Linked DNA regions of Homo sapiens: region 2 is linked to region 1. Evidence: read pairs that join two places in POLR2A ChIA-PET (ENCODE). Cell type or tissue: Panc1. All regions are shown on one strand. Each heading gives the region's core, and the rest is flanking DNA. Links, peaks and the distances in the headings are about the cores only. Region 1 overlaps SPTBN2 (spectrin beta, non-erythrocytic 2). Region 2 overlaps TOP6BL (TOP6B like initiator of meiotic double strand breaks).

Region 1 (7,207 bases), core at 2,179-4,678:
TCTGTGGGTTTCCTGTGCCACGTTTATCTTTGAGGTCACCCTGTTTCTCCGATTCCCCCCTGGGAACCCTAATTCATGGACTGTCCTCATCAGACCTCCTCTCAATGGAGTCTGCCTTTTCCCGAATCTTGTCGGCGTGGATGTTGCCTTCAGATACCAGCTGGCGGCCAGCCTCCAGGAGCCCGTGGATCCGTTCCCCATTGGCGTCCATGGTGCTCATGAAGTCCTCCAGTTTTTTAATGGCAGCATCAGCAGCCTGGAGTGTCCCTGGCATCTCCGTGTGAGACAGAACATATTCCTGTGTGGGAGGGATGACATTCAGCTCATTTTCCCCAGCACAATTCACCCCCCTAGGAGGGACCCACCCAGGGGCAAATCTGAGAGGTAGGGACCAACAAGCAGACAGGGAGGGTAGCCCAGAGAGCTCTGAAGACAGGGAGGCTGCCAGCCAGCATGGGAGCCTCAGAAAGTCACAGGGAAGCTGGGTGGGAAGGACCTTCCATTCCCCAGCCCAAATCCTGTTCTATCTCACTTCTAGCTCCTGATTCCATTTAACAGTTACATGACAAACTGGGCTTTCTATTTCTTCTAAAGTCAGTTTTAGTAAATTATATTCACGTCTTTTTCATTCTCATTTTTCCTTCTTTTTTCTTTTTCTTTTTTTTGAGAGAGGGTTTCATTCTGTGGCCCAGGTTGGAGTGCAGTGGCATATCATAGCTCACTGCAGCCTCAAACTCCTGGCTCCAGTGATCCACCAGCCTCAGCCTCCCCAGTAGCTGGAGCTACAGGCATGCACCACCATGTCCAGTTAATTTTTTTTTTTCATAGAGATGGGGGTCTCACTATGTTGCCCAGGCTGGTCTCAAACTCCTGAGCTCAAGTTATTCTCCTGCCTCGGCCTCCCAAAATACTGGGAGTACAAGTGTGAGCCATCCTGTCTGGCTCCCATTTTTCTTTTTAAAAAATTCTTCTATTTTCTTAAAAAAATTTTTTTGTAGAGACAAGGTCTTGCCATGTTGCCCAGGTTGGTCTGGATATTCTCAGCCTCAAGTGATCCTCCTACTTTGGCCTCCCAAAGTGCTGGAATTTCAGGTGTGAACCACTGCGCTGCCCCATTTTGCTAGCATGTCCTTCCTGCCCATCCTGCTCCTTCACATTTCCCCGGGTCCCTACTTTGCTCTTCCTCCTGCTTGGGACTTTGCCCTGGACTTTCACCTGGCTGCTGAGCACGCCCTCAGCCTGACGAGCATCCCGCAGGAATCCCTGGAAGCCGTGGGCCTGGGCCAGGCGACCTTGCCGGCTCTCCCACATTCGGCCCAGCTCCTCCCAGCCAGTTCCCAGGGCCTCCAGTCGCTGTCGTAGGAAGAGGCACTGGGGGTCAGCCTGGTCCCGGGTCACCTCCTCGCCCAGGGCTCGCAGCCGGCTATACTCGCTCTGGGCCCGCTCCACCTCTCCCCGCAGGGCTGCATGTTGGGCCAGGAGGGCCTCTGCCTCAGGCAGGGTGGCCGGCCCTTCTTCAGAGGCCACAGCAGTCTGAGTGCGGCCTAGCCAGGCCTGGAAGTCATCCAAGCTGCGCAAGAAGTCCTGCAGCCGCCGCGCCTCCCCCAGCGACTCTTCTCGACGCCGCATGGTGGCCCTGAGGTCCTCCCAGCCGGTCTGCACCTCTCTCAGCCGGGCGTTGATGGCCACTGCCTGAGCGGGATGGCCGGCAGCCAGGGCATTTGCCTCTCGAGTCAGTTCGCCCACCCGGGCGGCGATGGCCTCCAGGTCCCGCTCCGTGCCGGCCAGCTTGCGCTGCAGGGCCAGCACCCCAGCCAGATCGTTGCCTAGGCCCTGGGTGGACTCGATGACTTTGGTCTTCTCTCTCATCCAGGCCTGGGTCTCCGTGCACTCTAAGTGGTAGTTCTGGATGCTCAGGGCTGAGGTGAGAGCTGCCTTCTTGCCGTCTGCCAGACGCCGAAACTGCTGCCACCTGAGAGCAGGGGGAAGGTTCAGCTTCCTGCCCTGGCCAGGCCTGTTTGGAAGCTTCTTCCCTGCTTCTCTCTCTCTTGGTAGCTCCCCTTCACTCCTCCCTTTCTGGCCAGCAGCCGCTTCAGACCACCTTGACCCCCTCTCTCATCTCTTTCATCCTTTTTCCTTCCCCAACATATTCCAGACTGGTTTGCTTCCTCCTTTGTAGCCACCCTTCCAGGCCCTACAAAACCTGCCTCTCACTGCCATCCCCATTGCTTCATTTTTCTGTCAGTTTCCTGGTCCTGCCCTCCCAAACCCACCTGTGGTTGAGCTGCTCCTGGGTGTTGACAATGCGGTCTTTGCCTGGGGGGTTGGCCTTCAGTAACTGCTCGGCAATGTCATTCACCGCGGTGATTTGTGCTGCAAGGGTGTTCATTTCAGGCTCCAGGGTCTCGAACCTGAGAGGGTGGAAGAGCCAGGCGTGAATTGTGGGAGGCAGCGATGTGCCCAGTCCACCTAAGTCCACCTCTCTTAAACACCCAGGAGGGTGTCTCCTTCACCAGGAGGCTTATCTGCAGGAGTCTCTCTGCCTCTCAGCCTATGAGGTTCATAGTATCTGTGCATCAAGGAAGGAACCCACAACTCCCCCAAAACAAGCAGAATAACTGTCATCGCTAGAAATGCTCAAAAGATGGTGAAAGGTAAAGGTCAGGAACAGACACACAAGTCAAACTAGACCCTGGCATGGGGCCAACCCTTTATCAGAGCTGCTCAGCCTCCTGGGACTTCCCCCTTAGCTGCCTATCTGGGTCTCATCCCACTAATATGTGTTAGAAAATGAAGTAATAACCAAAAATATTTGTCTGAGTGATGAAAATGTGAAGGATAACTTCTTCCAGGGACATTTTATGTTTTGTTTTTGAGATGGAGTCTCGCTCTGTCACCCAGGCTGGAGTGTAGTGGTGCAATCTCGACTCACTGCAACCTCCGCCTCCCGGGTTCAAGCAATTTTCTGCCTCCGCTTCCCGAATAGCTGGGATTACAGGTGCCCGCCACCAAGCCTAGCTAATTTTTGTATTTTTGGTGGAGACGGGTGTTTCACTATCTTGGCCAGGCTGGTCTTGAACTCCTGACCTCATGCTCCACCCGCCTTGGCCTCCCAAAGTGCTGGGATTACAGGCGTGAGCCACCTCGCCTGGCCGACATTTGATGTTCTAATAGGGCAGGGTCTGCAAATGTTTTCTGTGAAGGGCTTGATGGTAAATATTATAGGCTTCGTGAGCCATGCAGCTGCTGCGGCAACTATTCAGCCCTGCTGCTGTAGCCTGAAAGCAGCCACGGGCAATACGCAAAAGGGCGAGTGTAGCTCTGTTCCAGTAAAACTTTATTTACAGACCGGGCATGGTGGCTCACGCCTGTAATCCCAGCACTTTGGGAGGCTGAGATGGGTGGATCACAAGGTCAGGAGATCGAGACCATCCTGGCTAACACGGTGAAACCTCGTCTCTACTAAAAATACAAAAAATTAGCCAGGTGTGGTGGCGGGTGCCTGTAGTCCCAGCTACTTGGGAGGCTGAGGCAGGAGAATGGCGTGAACCCGGGCGGCGGAGCTTGCAGTGAGCCAAGATTGTGCCACTGCACTCCAGCCTGGGGGACAGAGCAAGACTCCGTCTCAAAAAAAAAAAAAAAAAAAAAAACCAAAAAAAACTTTATTTACAGAAACAGGCAGCAGGCTGGATTTGGCCCAAGGGTTGCAGTTTGTTAACCTCTACATTAGGATACCTTGAAAACTAAAAAAAATCTTTAATTACATTTTTATTTTTATTTATTTTTTTGAGACAGGGTCTTACTCTGTCACCCAGGTTGGAGTGCAGTGGCACGATCTCAGCTCACTGCAGCCTCGACCTCTGGGCTCAAGCAATCCTCCTGCCTCAGCCTCCCCAGTAGCTGGGACTACAGGCGCCTGCCACCATGCCTGGCTAATTAAAAAAAAAATTTTGTAGAGGTGGAGTCTCACTATGTTGCCCAGGCTGGTTATGAACTCTTGGAATCAAGTGATACTCCTGCCTTGGCCTCCCAAAGTGCTGGGATTACAGGTGTGAGCCACCAGGCCTGACCTAATTATATTTTTTTAAACACCAGGAAATTTGATTACACATTGATCATAGATCATATCAAGAAATTCCTGACCCGGCGCAGTGGCTCATGCCTGTAATCCCAGTACTTTGGGAGGCCAAGCCGGGTGGATCACGAGGTCAGGAGATCGAGACCATCCTCGCTAACATGGTGAAACCCTGTCTCTACTAATAAAAAAATACAAAAAATTAGCTGGGCATGGTGGTGGGTGCCTGTAGTCCCAGCTACTTGGGAGGCTGAGGCAGGAGAATCGCTGGAACCCGGGAGGCAGAGCATGCAGTGAGCCGAGATCGCACCACTGCGCTCCAGCCTGGGTGACAGAGTGAGACTCCATCTCAAAAAAAAAAGAAATTCCTAATTTTGTTCTATGTGATAATGGTATTGTGGTTCTATAAAAAAATTTTTAAGATTTATTATTGAATAAATGATTTGAAGATTTATTCTGTAAATAAAACTATTTTAGTGTCTCTGTCTAAAAGGTTTATAACTTCAAAGCCTCAGCTATTTTAAGTCCACACAGACAATTTGAAAATAATATATTGTAGGTAAGAATGCTTCCTCGTATTTCTTTTCTTTTTTTTTTTTTTTTTTTTGAGACAGTCTCGCTCTGTCGCCAAGGCTGGAGAGCAGTGGCACGATCTCGGCTCACTGCAAGCTCCGCCTCCCAGGTTCATGCCAGTCTCCTGCCTCAGCCTCCCGAGTAGCTGGGACTACAGGCGCCCCCCACTGTGCCCGGCTAATTTTTTGTATTTTTAGTTGAGACAGCGTTTCACCATGTTAGCCAGGATGGTCTCGACCTCCTGACCTCGTGATCCGCCTGCCTCGGCCTCCCAAAGTGCTGGGATTACAGGTGTGAGCCACCGTGCCCGGCCGCTTCCTTGTATTTCTTAAAGGGCACACCCTGAAGAAGGTAGGAGGGATGTGCTAATCTTGGGGATTTGCTTTTTAAAAGGGCAGAGAACCAAATAGAGCAAGATGTTGGCAATGACTGAATCTGGGTGACGGGTGTAGAGGGGTTTGTGGTGAAATGTCTCTACTTGTGAGTATGGTTAACATTTTTTGTTAAAACTAGAAATGGACAACCATTAAGACTCAAAGGGGTGAGGCAGGAAGTTTATGGAGGGACTCACCACCCACATCCTGGCCCCCCCACCCCCACCTCCCAAGGCTGGTCCCACTAGGAGCCTGAGGGGCCTACCTCTGCTGCACGACCTCCAGGTCCTCCAGGCGTTCAGGCAGGGCCAGCCCGTTGAGCCACTGCTCCTTCTCCTCCACCCAGAGTCCACAGGCCCCGGCCTCGCTGAGCATGGTGTAGAGCGCCAGGGCTGCCTCCAAGGCCCGCGCTCGCTCGCCTGCCCGGGCCTGCAGCTCCTCGTAGTGCCGCTCCAGGGTGGGCACCCGGCTCTGCACCTCGGGCGTGCGGCTCAGTGTGGGGGGCAGGGCTGCTGCCTGTTCCCTCAAGGCGTCCAGGGTTGGCCGGTGGCTTCGAATCTCCTCCTCCAGGGCCCGATGCTGCCTGGCTAGAGCCTGCGTGGAGAACTCGTCGTGCCCCAGCTCGGGGCTGGACACCAGGCGCAGTGCGTCAACCAACCAGGCCTCCATGTCGTTTGCATCGGCCTGGAACTGGTAGAGGCTGGCGGCTTGGGCCAGCCGCTGGGCACGCTCCTCGGCCAGGGCCTCTAGCCGCTCCCACTGGGCTTGGAGTTCAGCTGCACGGGCAGAGGCCTGGCTTGCCCCAGGGTGACCCTCGGCCACCAACTGCTGGCCCTGCTCCAGGGTGAGCTTCAGGGGCCCCAGCCGGCCGCTCATCTCGCCCCGCAGGGCTGTGTGCTTGTTGAGCAGGCGGAGGGCACCGGTCAGGTCTCGGCCCGTGTCGGCTGAGGCCAGGAGGTGCTGCTGCTCCCGCACCCAGGCCTCAGCTTCACCCACCTCCCAGAGGAAACGCCAGAGCCGCCGTGATTCCTCCAGCCGGGCCCGCCGCGCCGCTGCCAACTCGCACAGTGCCTCATAGCTCTGCTCTAGCTTGGCCACCCGCTCCGACACCAGCTGCGGGTCGCAAGGTCTATACTCTGAGAAAGTCACAGGAGAGGGTCAGAGCCTTAACCCAGCCCTCCGGCTGCTCCCTGCCACCACACTCTCTTGGACTTCCCTCCCTGGCTTTAGCTCAGTCACCATCGTTTGGCCACCATCTTTCCCGTCCCCAGGTTTCCCAACCCTTCCACCTCGGCTCTTGATGTGCTCCTTCCCAGCCCCTCCCTCTCCAGTGCCTTCGCTGACTTCTCACCTTTCCCTGGGTTGCAGAAGCGCAGGGCAGAGGCGCTGACGGCCCGCACCCTCTCGGCCTGCACGGCGATGTCTGCCTCCACCAGCTCGTGCAGCTGCAGCAGGTCCTCCACTCCTGCTAGGTGCCTGCCCAGGTCCTGAGACTGCAGCCGGCCCTGCCAGGCACACATGAAGTGCACATGCCCGCCTGAGCACAGACGCGCTAACCTGGCTGCGTTTTTCTTCCAACTTCTCCACGGCCCCAGGTGTTGCACCCAGGTGAGAAACCTGCTTGCTCACACATACTTGAGATACCCCAGTTCTGCCCTGGCACCCCGACCTCCTTATCCTGAACTCCCCTGCTGTGGAACAATGTTCTAACTAACTCCTGCTCTTGGAAGCTTTGCTGTGACTAATCTTCTCAGCCTCAGAATCATCGACACCCTCCTGCCGCCACCGCTCCGCCCCAGCACCCAGCAGCCTTCCTTCCACATCTCTCCCCAATCCACCCTCCTAGCCGCTGCCCGCCTGGAAGATGGCAGCAACCTCTAACGGTCTCGCTGTCATGCTGCCTGCCCACAGGCCTTCTTCAGAGTAGCCAAAGTGACTTTTTTACAAACATAAGGTACAATCAAATCTCTCCCCCTCTCAAAACCTTCTAATCACTTTATTTATTTATTTATTTTGAGATGGAGTCTCGCTCCTGTAGTGCAGGCTGGAGTGCAGTAGCACAATCTCAGTTCACTGCAACCTCCACCTCCCAGGTCCAAGCAATTCTCCTTCCTCAGCCTCCTGACTAGCTGGGATTACAGGCGTGTGCCACCACACTCAGCTAATTTTTGTATTTTTAGCAGAG
Region 2 (6,960 bases), core at 206-2,705, 87 kb after region 1:
CCACAGACTAGATGGCTTAAGCAATAGAGATTTATTTTCTCACAGTTCTGGAGGCTAGACGTCCAAGATCAAGGTGCTGTCAGGGCTGGCTTTGGTGAGGCCTCTCTTCCTGGCTTGTAGACTACTGCCTTGTCACTGTGTCCTTACATGGCTTTTTTTCTGCATGTGGATGAAAAGAAAGAGATCTCTAATGTCTCTTTATTTTTATTGAAAATTTTTTTGGTAGAGATGTGGTCTTGCTATGTCGCACAGTCTGGAGTGCAGTGGCTATTCACAGGTGCAGTCATAGCACACTACAGACTTGAACTCCTGAGCTTAAGTGATCTTCCTGCCTCAGCCTGCCGAGTAGCTGGTAGCTGGGACTACAGGTGGGAACTACTGGCACCTGGCTCTGGTGTATCTTTTTATAAGGACACCAGTCCTATTAAGACCTGGGGTCAGTGCCCTACCCTTGTGACCTCATTTAATCTTAATAACCTCCTGAGGGCCCTGCCTCCAAACACAGTCACTTTGGGGCTTAGAACTTCAGCATATGGATTTTGAGGGACACACTCAGTCCGTAATAGGTATGGCATAGGCTTTGGAACATTTTTTAGATCCCAGGTGATTCCTAATATGCAGATGAATTTGAGAACCACTGAAACAAGCCCTTATTTGAATTTGGATCTCCTAATAAAGAAAATTAAAAGTGACTCCCAGTGCAGATCCTACCTGGATACATTTTTATTAGTTTGGTTTAGAGATCTCTTTATCGACTTATTTGTAGTCCAGATTTATGAGGGTGATAATTCATTCTCCATTCCCTTTAACAGGTCTCTCATCTCCTATTTTCCTTCCTTAGAGTTGGTGGAGACATAACGAATTAGAGTGCTTTAAACATTCTCCCAGGAAGCCCTTGGGCAGCCTTTCTCCATGTTTGAATAATTATATGCTCATTCTGAAAGGAATGGGTATGGTATCAGGACAACAGATATCCCTGGCTGTGCCTTATCTTCTTTAGGAGAATGGAGGGTAAACAATCTGGAGCAATTAATGGTTAGTCAGCTCTGAAACTATTCATGTCAAGTAGCAATAAAAAGGTGATTCCAGTGAACCAAGAAGGGCAATTCTAGGAAATGAGGTTCTGTGTTTCAGTCAGCCTGAACAAGCAGTAAGTTGTATACATAACATTTATATATATTATGTAAGCATCCTGACAAGTCTATGAAGTGGGTAGGATGAGGATTATCACCCCATTTTACAGACCAGAAAGTTGAGATTCAGAGAACTTGACTGACTCTCCCAGTGTCATACAACAGTTAAATGGCAGAATTAGAACTTGAACCAAAGTCTGACTCATATAGATCAGGGCTATTTCAATATTTACTTATTCATCCAGACGTGTGTTTGTTCAAGTCAGTGTCAGTGAGCTAGATACTATCTGTAGGTACAGTGTCTTAAGATATGTTACTTGATCCTGGCTGGGCGCCGTGGCTCACACCTGTAATCCCAGCACTTTGGGAGGCTGAGGCGGGTGGATCATGAGGTCCGGAGATTGAGACCATCCTGGCTAACACGGTGAAATCCCGTCTCTACAAAAAATACAAAAAATTAGCCGGGTGTGGTGGCAGCCTGTAGTCCCAGCTACTCTGGAGGCTGAGGCAGGAGAATGGTGTGAACCCGGGAGGCGGAGCTTGAAGTGAGCCGAGATGGCGCCATTGCACTCCAGCATGGGTGATAGAGTGAGACTCTGCCTCAAAAAAAAAAAAGATATGTTACTTGATCCCAAGGAACCTGGAATATAAATAGAAAGATCAAGAAGTAAACACGTAATTACAATACGGTGTGATTCCCAGGATGGATGATAGAAGTGAGCCCTGAATGCTATGTTAGCATGGAGGAAGGGCATCTAATCCATGGGAAGAGGTTGAAGTCTGGAGGTCTTGATGAGACTGAAAAACAGATTTGCTGGGTGTAGGAGATTCTGACACTTGAAAGAATAGGAAGTTGTTATCAGAGTGATAAAGTTTCTCTTATTTCTTTATTGCAAAAGTAGTGTTTCCCTCAGAAAAATCAAAGTATGATCAAAACAAACATTTAGAATACACATAATTTGGCCTTTCAAGGCAGCCGTTATTAACACCTTGGTGTACATCTTTTCACAATAGAGTGGGACATTTCAATTTAAGATTTTCAGAATGGAACAGTTCCAAGCCGTGGCCATGGAAATAGGTGGCTGGGAATGAGTGGAGGTCAAGGTCATTATTGTTGAAGAGGTCAGGGAACTGTGAGACTAAGTTATTGCTTAGGCTAGTTATCTGCTTGGATATGGATGTCAGTCAAGATGATGACAGCATTTGGCATACAGAGGAAAACTGTGAGCTTAGTGACCAGCAGTCAGCTGGTGATGGAGATGAGAAGTAAAATAATAGTATAGTCAAACGGCATTAGCCTCAAGGGAACAAGGATTTCCTCATGCATTTCTTCCATTATATCTCATTGTTTTTGGTACTGTGCAGCTATGTAGACAATATTTGAATGAAGAGAATGAGAAGAGATAAAAGGGAGATTGTAAAAGATTTCATCATGGATGCCTCAATTGAGGAGAAAGGTTAAGTAGCAAGGTTCACAGCAAAGGCTAATAGAGACTCCATGGAAAAGCTATAATAAATGATCCATTAATTTGGGCCTGCGAGGAAAGTCAATTGCAAGGAAGACTGAGGAAAGTTTCATTTAGGAGAGATATTGGGTTTTGTGTTTATGCCCACAGCTAGTCTTACATCTTGGTGTTCATTAGGCTGGGTAACATGTCCCTTCAAAAGCAATCTGATTTTATAAGATCTTCTTGACAGCTTTATCCAGTTTAATATTTATTTTTGTAATAATACTAAGTGATCAAGTGAATGGAGTTATACATATATACATACAAACATATATATGCACAAACATATCTATATATTTATACATCTGTACTTCTGTGTGTATGTATCTAAGGTGAGGGGGCAAGAGAGAGAGACAGACTTTCTTCTAGAAAGTGATATAAGGGCTCATGACTGTATAAGTTCATATTTGAAAACATACTTCTATATTCTGTCATATAATTAGACATATTTAAAGGTGAAGGCTAAAACCATATGATTCAATAGTAGTTTCTGCTGTGCACGGCTGGCAGCATCTATTTTTTTCATAACAGTAAATAAGTAAATTCACTGCTTCTGTAGGTATGTCAGGCTGGGGTACTGGGTCTCTAACACCCAACACCCAACTGTAAAAGGCTTTGTCATCTCTCTCTTCCTCTTTCTAATAATTTTTTTTTTTTTTTTTGGGAGGGAGTCTTGCTCTGTGGCCCAGGCTGGAGTGTAGTGGCGCGATCTCAGCTCACTGCAAGCTCCGCCTCCCAGGTTCATGCCATTCTCCTGCCTCAGCCTCCTGAGTAGCTGGGACTACAGGCACTCGCCACCATGCCTGGCTAATTTTTTATATTTTTAGTAGAGATGGGCTGTGTTAGCCAGATGGTCTCGATCTTCTGACCTCATGATCCGCCTGCCTCGGCTTCCTAAAGTGCTGGGATTACAGGCGTGAGCCGCCGCACCCAGCTTCCTCTCTCTAATAATTCTATGAGTAGATCTTAAAAGGGTCCTCTAACCCCTTTTAAGGGGTTAGTTGTGTTGTATTAATTATCCTCTCTGACCTGACATTAGTCACTTTATCCTAACTCTGGGATAGGTGTCGGTCCTTCTGCTGTATTCCTTTAGCACCTCATTTATCTAAATTTCACATTGTCATATAAATTAGTCTGTCTCATCTACTGAACTGTGAACTCTTCTAATTCTGAGATTGTCTTATTTATTTTTATAAGCCCAGGTACATAATAAGCCACATTAATATTTTATGAGTGAGTAAATGCATATATTGAGTAGCCATACATAAGCATTGCTTGTCAGGCTCCATAAAAAATAATGATGGATTATATATTACCCCATTCAGATAGCTACCTGTATACACAGAAAATGAACATTTTTGGAGAGGCAGCATTGGATAGTAGAATGTGGACTTTGGAGTTAGTCAGCTCTAGGTTTGAATCCCAGTGCTGCCACTTAACTAGCTGTGTATGACCTTGGACAAATTAATTAGCTTATTGAGTCTCATTATCCTCTTCTATAAAATGGAGTTATTTCTTACTTGCATAGAAACTGCTTGACATGTAGCAAGTAGTCAGTAAATATCATCATTATTCATTGTAGTCTCTCTCCAGTAGTTGCTCAAGGAACTTTCACTTCGGTTGTCTTACTGTTAGATATAATTAGCCCTCTCTATGATACGCCCTATAATCACCAAGGTTACAAAGCTTTGAAAGTGTTCCAAGAAGTTGTTTTGGAAGTGGTAAGCACAGAAAATGCTTTAAAGACTATTGCTTTTTGGTTTAAACATTTTATACTAAAATTTTAAAAATGAAGGATGTGACTATGATATGTATACCAATTGCAGTTATTATTTAATTACCACTGTTAACATGCATGAATAATCCTAGACATATTTACAGAATTTTCTAATAATCCCCCATCCATTTTGGTAATAATGTTTTTTTTTTTTTGAGATGGAGTCTCACTCTGTCACCCAGGCTGGAGTGCAGTGGCACGATCTCAGCTCACTGCAACCTCCATTCCAGGTTCAAGTGATTCTGGTGTCTTAGCCTCCCAAGTAGCTGGGATTACAGGTGCACGCCATCTGTAATCGGCTAATTTTTTTTTGTATTTTTTCAGTAGAGATGGGGTTTCACCATGTTGGCCAGGCTGGTCTTGAACTCCTGACCTCAAGTGATCTGCCCGCCTCAGCATCCGAAAGTGCTGGGATTACAGGCATGAGCCACTGTGCCCAGCCCATTTTTGTTAATTTTTTCAAATACTTTTTCAAATAATTTTTTCTTTTTTTGTTTTTTTTTTTTTTTTTTTTAGACAGAGTCTTTCTCTGTCACCTAGCCTGGAGTACAGTGGTGTGATCTTGGCTCACTGCAACCTCCGCCTTCCAGGTTCAAGCAGTTCTCTGCCTCAGCCTCCCGAGTAGCTGGGATCACAGGTGCCCGTCACCACTCCAGGCTAATTTTTGTATTTTTAGTAGAGACGGGGTTTCATCATCTTGGCCAGCCCTGGTCTTGAACTCCTGACCTCAGGTGATCCACCCGCCTTGGCCTCCCAAAGTGCTGGGATTACAGGTGTGAGCCACTGCACCTGGCCCAATTTTTTCTATCTTTAATCCCAACCTATTGCCACAGTTTTTGACTTCTTTTTCAGTGTACTTATAAAAAACATTAAAAGGCCAGGTGCAGTGGCTTATGTGTAATTCTAGTGCTTTGGGAGGCCAAGGTGGGAGGACTGCTTGAGGCCAAGAGTTTGAGACCAGCCTGGGCAACATAATGAGACCCTGTCTCTACAGAAAATTAAAAAATAAAAATTATCCAGGTGTGGTGATACACACTTGTAGTCCTGGCTATTTGGGAAGCTGAGGTGGGAGGGTTGCTGGAGCCCAGAAGTTCGAGGTTACAGTTAGCTATGATCATGCCACTGCATTCCAGCCTGAGTGACAAAGCGAGACCCTGTTTCTAAAAAAAAAAAAAAAAAAAAGTAATAAAATAAAAATATTGTAATAGTTTATCCTTCTATATTTGCATGTTTCTTCTTTTTGTATTATCATATTTTGACATCTGGGACCATTTTTTTTGTTTTTTGTTTTTAACATATACCTAGTACATGGCTGTGTATTCTCTGAGCCAACAATAAAAACCTACTGATTTCTGATTGTATTTCTTCTTTCATTTTTTTGGAGTTCTGCATTTTCTAGGAGACTGTTTCTAACTTTGGTTTTAGGAACACTATAATAGTGAGTCAGTATAGGTAAGTGGTTAATGCTAAAGATTTATAGCCAAGTTGACCTGGCTAACCTTGGACAAGCTGTTTAACCTTTTTGAGACTCTTTTGTAAAATATTTATTTTTATTTTCCTTCATTTTTAAAAATCCAGATCCTGCACAATCTTTTATTTATAAAATTTGGGTACCTAATAGAGTTTTTGTGAAGGTTAAATGAGATAATATAAATAAGATACCTTAGCACCATCCCTGCTGTAAAATCATCACCTAGTGGTAAATCTTATATTTGTAGGGAAGTGTTTGTAGTATATTGGCAAGAACATGGGCAATTAGTATTAGAAAGACTTAAGGTCACTCACAAAACAAAAAAGAAAGACTTACAGTCAAGTTCTGGCTATACTACTGAACAGCTAAGTGACCTTAGGCATGTTGCTTAACTTCTCTGAGCCTTTTTAAAAAAATCTACAAAGAAGGGGCCAGGCGCAGTGGCTCACTTCTGTAATCCCAGCACTTTGGGAGGCCGAGGTGGGCAGATCACCTGAGGTGAGGAGTTCGAGACCAGCCTGGCCAACATGGCGAAACCCCGTCTCTACAGAAAATACAAAAAATCAGCCAGGCATGATGGCACGCACCTGTAGTCCCAGCTACTCAGGAGGCTGAGGCAGGAGAATCGCTTGAACCCGGGAGGCAGAGGTTGCAGTGAGCCGAGATCACACCACTGTACTCCAGCCTGGGCAACAAGAGCAAAACTCCATCTCAAAAAAAAATATATATATATATACAAAGAAGAGATTGTAATACCTACCTTACAGGATTATTGTGAGGTAGTATATATATAGCAACTGCACAACACTTGTCACATAGTAGGTATTCAATGAGTGATATCTATTATTGTTACCATGTATAATATACACTTTCTTTCCTTCTTTTTTTTTTTTTTTTCGAGACAGAGTCTAGCTCTGTCACCCAGGCTGGAGTGCAGGGGCACCATCTTGGTTCACTGCAACCTCCACCTCCCAGGTTCAAGTGATTCTCCTGCCTTAGCCTCCTGAGTAGCTGGGATTGCAGGCGCATGCCACCACACCTGGCTAATTTTTGTGTTTTTAGTAGAGATGG

What was found. ChIA-PET counts read pairs that join two places held together with the same protein. Peaks named below come from ENCODE experiments on the same cell type or tissue, not always from the same donor. Only the 100,000 strongest peaks of a DNase experiment are listed, where the experiment ranks them.
Region 2: POLR2A ChIA-PET joins it to region 1 with 14 read pairs; 3 of 35 experiments call an interaction of 5 or more read pairs at or near these places.

The regions. Positions count from the first base shown.
Region 1 is chr11:66,699,311-66,706,517 of GRCh38, forward strand. It overlaps SPTBN2 (spectrin beta, non-erythrocytic 2), which reads right to left. Exons shown (of 38, transcript NM_006946.4): 14 at 6,374-6,527; 15 at 5,288-6,158; 16 at 2,274-2,411; 17 at 1,216-1,972; 18 at 96-298. Among named protein-coding and RNA genes, the nearest start is that of RBM4B, 25 kb to the left of the region's middle. In Panc1, for the core only: no CTCF peak of the experiment used is centred there; no DNase peak of the experiment used is centred there.
Region 2 is chr11:66,788,533-66,795,492 of GRCh38, forward strand. All of the region lies in intron 3 of TOP6BL (TOP6B like initiator of meiotic double strand breaks), which reads left to right. Among named protein-coding and RNA genes, the nearest start is that of TOP6BL, 47 kb to the left of the region's middle. In Panc1, for the core only: no CTCF peak of the experiment used is centred there; a DNase peak (open chromatin) is centred at 1,289.